Regions from separate parts of the Homo sapiens genome. Here region 2 is linked to region 1. Evidence: chromatin contacts called from ENCODE Hi-C or POLR2A ChIA-PET data. All regions are on one chromosome and are shown on one strand. Each heading gives the region's core, a stretch centred on a gene start or an enhancer-like site at or near the end of the contact. The rest is flanking DNA. Distances are from core to core; before and after follow the strand shown.

Region 1 (3,073 bases), core at 367-2,866:
TCATTGTTTTTTTTTTTTCTTTTTTTTCTGTTGCTGTTTAATGCCAGGGGTTAGAAACATTCTGCAAAGGGCTGGAAAGTAAACATTTTGGGCTTACCTGGCCATACTGTCAGTGTCTATACTAAACTCTGCTATTGCAGTGCAGCATGGAAGTAGTCACAGACAATATGTGAAAAAAAATAGGCCTGTGTTCCAATAAAACTTCATTTACAAAAACAGGAGGTGGGCTGGATTTGGGCCAGAGTTTGTGGAGTGCTATCTCTCTATCTATGCTGTCTGGATCCTGTGGGCATGTGGGTTTGCAACCTCTGCTCCCATTTCTTTTCAGCTTCAGTTTCTATCAAAACAACTTTTTATTAGTTCCTTTTCCACCTCACTTTGGACTCGTTTATAAATGTTGATATTTGTTTCAAAATGGCTGTTATAAGATAATGTCAAATTTGTCTATTAACTTTCTGGGTCAGAGAAAGTCAGTCCATCTTGCGGAGCAGCAAGTGCAAATCTCAAGGACAGTGGAATGGTAGGTGCATAGCTATGAATTTGCTGCTCCCTTCCTCAAAACCTTTGAGGCTTCTCTATAGCCTAATAATACAATGGAGTCTGATACCAATGTACTGTCTCAGCCATATTTGTCCTCCCTTGCCCCACCTATGAATTATTTGCTCAAGCCATTCTGGATTGTTTGCTATTATCTAAGTATAACTCCTAGCTTTTGCTCTTCATTTCTTTGATCAAGCTTCCTACTCTCTAGTACAGAAGGAGGTTGGTTTAAGGGGAATCCAGTTCCACCCATATTATGAAGCCTTACTAAAATGATATGCTTCCCATGAAGCCTTCTCAAATTCCAACAGTTACAGTTAAGGTCTTCAGTCTCAGTGTTCTCTTAGCACAATGAGAACACTTTTTACTAGGTTGTATCATATGAGGTTGTTACACTTTTAGGTCAAATATTGGCAACCTAATATATATATTCTGCTTAAGATTATATCAATAAATTATATACATGTCTGTTCCACTCCTCAAAGGCAGAGACTGCATCTCATTCATCTTGCTACATGCCTGGTGTCTAACACAACACCTTGCTCAAAGAAGAGAAGTATTGAATTGACACACTGAATTTACAACATCTTCAGTATTAACAGAGTAAGGAAGATAGTGTGCACATCTCTAAATTACTTTTAACTACTGCAAGGAAGGCCTTAATTCCTGACCTAGATTACTTAAATTTATAAAAATAGTGCCAGGGTTTGGGGGAAAGGGGGCAGAGTTGTAGTTGAAAGATGCATTGGCACTTTGCTGGCTGCTGACATTCTGCTAATTTCACTAGATAACAGGGACCCAGATGTTGTTATATGATTAAGTCAGTTTCAACTAGAAATATTGTGAAAATCTTGTGGCCAGAGGAAGCCTCTCATATTCAGAGTAAAAAAAATCTAATTTAGTAAAATGTGTGATGTCTTATGGGCTGTCTTATATCCTTAAGTTCTTTTCAATAGGAGAGCAAAAGAGAAATCTGTTGGCAGTACAGTGCTTGCCACATTCCTGTTGCTAAGCAAAGGGAAGCTAGGGAGAAGAGGAAAAGCGAAGGTCTGTGAATCAGGGGCAGTAAAATTCTAATCAACTCTTGGTGTTATGCTTGGCTGACTTTCTAGAGAAGGAAAGGCAGCAGTCTGCATTGGTATATCCAAAGGCTCAGGAATGTAGTCCCAGTATTCACAAAGGAAAACGCTTCCACTGTGAAGTTTGCAGTTAAAAAGATACAATCTCGGTTGTAGAAAAAAAAAAAATGATAAGGTAACCTCAAGCAGCTGAGGAGCTCACAGACATTTTTTTCCAGTAAGTGACTATAAAACAGCTATAAAACGGAAAAATTATGACAAGGTATCAATCTCTTTTAAAAGGATAGTAGGATAATTTTTTATGTTAAGAAGGTTTTCATTACAAACATGCTAAAATGTAGTCTTTTTTTCCAGTAATTTGAAAATACATAAGTTTAAAAGTTAGGAAAGAAAACAAAAACCTTACTGTGTTTCATCCCTCTAGGGATCCCTTAAGGCATTTAGAGGTAAAGAGCAATTAAAACGGGGCCTTTGGATTCTTTGCAATAGAGACTCCACAGCAGGGGGAATTGGGAGGAGGAGGCAGAGTGTGTGTGTGTGAGAAAGAACCACTGAATGTTCTATAAATAAATATGATCTACTCTACATATCCCCCTAGACATGAGGGTGACCTCAGAAATGATATTGAGATTTCAGGCTACCTGCAACAAATCATTATCTTGGATTCACCTTGACAATATAAATGGTAAAAAAAAAAAAAAAAAGGAAGAAAGGGAATATTCCTACACTCAATTCAAATGCTTAGTTTCCTTAATTTCAATTTGCCACATAAATAAATGAAAATCTAATCAAATAACTAATAAGTTTTAAATAGTCCCATAGGTATTACATTTTATGTAAAGTATCTATGATATATTTTTAAAATATTTATGTTGTTCCTTCTTGGGAAATTTTATTGATTGTGTGTTTATATGTGCTCAAATAAGAAAAAGGTTATTTGAACATTGGGCCAAGAAAGATTCTATTGCTTGCAAAAGAAACAAAACATGACAACATCAACACAATAGAACAAAATTCAAAACTCGTTTGTTACATTTGTTAGGGATAATTACTGCACACTCTGAGCATCATTGGTCTAAGAATAATTTATTTACCAAAGCAGTAAGAAGAGTCTTTAGAAATTAACCAGGAAAATGGCAGAAGGCAATATAAGAAGTCAAGTAATACTCTCCTGCAAATGTAATTGTTCCGTTTCCAGCCCTGCTTCTCTAGGAGTATATCTACTGATATCTACCAATTAATTAGCATTTCCAGGTGCATTTAAGTCTTGGCATCAGGCCCATAGTCCTTGTTCACAGGTATATGAAAAGAGACCTTGCCAAATGCTCACCAGCACTATGGGGAATGAAACTGCCCATGCCATGATGGATTACATCAGGAAAGATCTATCTAATGAAGGTCTTCAGAAGCAACAAATCAACACAGAAAAATGGCTGATGTCCAGAAAAGGGAAA
Region 2 (3,184 bases), core at 450-2,949, 120 kb before region 1:
GGCTGGGCAGAGGGGTCAAGCTGAGGTGTAATAAGCAATGTAAATTAAGGACTGGATCTTTGAGTGCTCTGAATGTCAACAGAAAAGATCTATTTTATTACGTAGGGAATACATTTTCTGATTAAGAGAATACCAATTTACTACTGGACCAAAAAACACTGTGTTAGTAGTTGTGCTGTATTAATCATATATTAGGTCACAGAAGAGCAATTTACATCTCAAAATTGGTAGAGACTTTGAAGTTCTTCTACTCCAAAAATAAGCAGTCTTTGCTTGCTTTAGATGGAATAGAGAAATTAGCAAATCAAAGGACTTTAAAAAGGATGAAAGGTATAAAAATAAGGGGGACAGACGCAACAAGAAGGAAAACATAGTATCTATCACTAGAAAGACTCTTGTCTAATTCCTTTTATGGAGCTAGTTGTTAAGTGTGAAAAAAGAAAAAAGGAGTAAATTCCAGCCCTGGGCATCATAAGAGATGTTCCCTCAGCAGCATTTGTACATACGCACATTTGGTTCCTACTTCTGCATATCGACACACCTCTTTAAAGGAAAACAAAATGCCCAAATTACCATTTTTAACTAGTAAGCTCTCTTTCAGTTGAGTTACCCTGTTGCCAAAAACACTCTCTTGCTCTTTTTGGAATTTCAATGTTTTCTTTTTGAGCCCTTTTTACTGGTAGAAGAGATAAGATTTCACAAGCTAATTGGATACGTGCAGCATAACTGTTAAAAGCCTCCCTGTTGAAATCCGTGGAGCTGAAAATACTTTCTTTTTAGCTCTTCTGACAACATGGAAAAAAAAGAGTCTTAGTTTCTAAATGAAACTGCTCAAAGAGAGGAAAAACCTAGTAAAACAAATGGGTAATCCCTCACTGGTTTTCTTAAATGATAAATTAATGAATTTAAAATTCCCCATCCAATTGCTATGATGTGAGTTATTTAATGGTGCAATGGCTCAGAACCCAAGACACCTGGATTACAACACTTGGTTTAGTCATTAATTTTTGCAGGGGGTCGGAGGGGTCGGAAGGGTAGACTTAGACATGTGTTTTTACCTCTCTAAACAACAAGGCTTAGAAAAATGAGGTAAAATTACTTTCTATTTTCTGTTAAAATAATGAGAGACTTGATTCAGAACATGAAAAAAATGAAGAAATTTTGAAGAAAGCTTTCATGTACATGCTGGAGAAATGATTTTTTATAATCTTGTCTAAATAAGTAAGGATATATATGGATGTATAACACAAATACACACAAACATTTAAATAGTGTGTCTTAGTTCTATGAATTTGAAGGCCAAGAAGGACCTCCAGTTTGTTTAAACAGATTGCCATGTTAACTTAACAGAGAGATAGAATCTGGAGATAACTGTATTTACAGATAGGTATGTTATCAGGTCTACTAATTTATAGAAAAGAGTAAATAAGTAGAAGCTTGAAAGGTTATAGAGAAGTTATCTCCATAAAGTATGGGCTGATCAGACGCTTCCAAAGTTTTAAAGCTTGTCTTGACAGGAACATTGTTTTCTTGGAGACCAAACTCATTGATTATAGAATGCTCTTTAAAATCTAAGTGGATTTAAGAAGGAACTGGTGGCTTTTTAATATCCACTTATAAGTGGTTGCAAACACAGATGAACTCCATGTTCTACTAGGAAAAACTGAAAGACAAAGAATTTCCAAAAGCACTGCCAGGTTTCCAGTTGGTTGGTGTCAGGGTGACATTGCACTTCCTTCAGCAGCAGTGATTGAGGAATCATACCAGAGAAATTATACCAGAGAAATAAAATGAGAAAAAAATGAGAGACTTCAAAGAGATGACCAAAAATAAAAAAATTACCTCATGCAAACGCAAACTCTAAAAAGTAGAACCAAATAATATAAAACTATCTTTTCCCTTAAATATAAATGATGCCATCTGCCAAGATATAGAACTTGAGTGATAGAGTCGTTTTTAAACAAAGACCTGGAAACAATTTTTTTTATTTAGTCTCTTTTACACAGCAATTTTTTTTTTCGTATAGTGATGGAGAGGAAAAAAAAGATTTAGTACAAAGCTATGCAGCTTGGAAATAAGATTACTTGGGGATAAGTTTATTCTATTGAAGGGAAACTAGTAAGAATATGCATATAGTGGATGAGACTAGGTACTTAAGAGAGATACTAAGGAATATCCCCCAAAAATGATGTTTCTCAAACTTGATTGTACATTTGAATCCCCTAGGAATCTGGTTAAAATGCAGATTCTAATTTACCAGCTCTGGGATTGGGCTGAGATTCTGCATTTCTACAAAAGCTCCTCAGTGATCCTGATGTTCAGCATCCTTTCACCACATGTTGTTAGAAATAAACAGAAACAATTAAAATTATTAGAATATTCAGCCCCCCAAAATTAACCAATTTATTGGGGCTGAATGGCAGGACTGCTCCACTGTAGAGACAGATGTATCAAGCACCCAGAGTTGGAAGCCACAAACTTTAAGATTATTAAGTTGATTTCCTCTTATCTCATGACATTATACTAACTGCCTTCTGATTATAATTTGATTCCTTGTGCAGGATTTCCTCTAGAGCAAATTGTGCTGGTTAGTCAACCCAGCTCCTACAGGAGGATGACAGTATGGAAAGAGATTGGGCTTTGAATCAGACAGAATAGGATCTGTTAGATATGTTGTTAATGATGATGAGTGGTGAAAACAAGACGAAGAAGATGATGATGATAGTGACAACAGGCATTTTACTGTGTGCCTACCATGTGCCAGATACTGTGCTTTGTGATTTACACATATTAGATCAATTTTATGACTTAATTCTGTCACCCGACAGATAAGAAAACCCAAAGTTATAGAGCTAGTAATGGTCTGTAGAGACTTAAATTCATCACTGTCCAGCTCCAAATTGATTTTCTGTGCTAATATATACATCCCAGCAGGAAAAGAACCTTTCATTATAACTGTTACTAAAGTAGGCACTCAGTAAATGGTAATTATTTGTTCTACTTATTATATAGAGTTTACGTGGTTATATTTGAATCCCTTGTGCATTTGGTTCACATGAGTCAGACTTCATAGCCTTATCAACTTGGATAATACTGACTTCTTGAATCTGTAAAGCTGAGAACTAAACTCCTAATCGTGATAAAGCCACTCCAGGGAGTCTATCTGAGCAATTATTTTACAAAT

Evidence for each region. A loop is a pair of places that touch in the nucleus more often than their neighbours do. ChIA-PET counts read pairs that join two places held with the same protein, here RNA polymerase II (POLR2A). Pooled maps may share reads with other maps.
Region 2: a loop to region 1 is called in a map of heart left ventricle, with 2.0 times the contacts of the local background. The contact joins two enhancer-like sites. A Hi-C loop is called at or near these places in 1 of 168 maps with a recorded cell type or tissue (heart left ventricle) and 1 of 50 pooled maps. POLR2A ChIA-PET finds 5 or more read pairs at or near these places in 1 of 52 experiments (naive thymus-derived CD4-positive, alpha-beta T cell).

The regions. Positions count from the first base shown.
Region 1 is chr10:51,243,559-51,246,631 of GRCh38, reverse strand. All of the region lies in intron 2 of PRKG1 (protein kinase cGMP-dependent 1), which reads right to left. Among named protein-coding and RNA genes, the nearest start is that of MIR605, 54 kb to the left of the region's middle. Within about 2 kb of position 1,616, at least 2 of the 41 ENCODE cell types and tissues checked have a DNase peak (open chromatin) inside an H3K27ac peak, as active enhancers do.
Region 2 is chr10:51,364,751-51,367,934 of GRCh38, reverse strand. All of the region lies in intron 2 of PRKG1 (protein kinase cGMP-dependent 1), which reads right to left. Among named protein-coding and RNA genes, the nearest start is that of MIR605, 67 kb to the right of the region's middle. Within about 2 kb of position 1,699, at least 3 of the 41 ENCODE cell types and tissues checked have a DNase peak (open chromatin) inside an H3K27ac peak, as active enhancers do.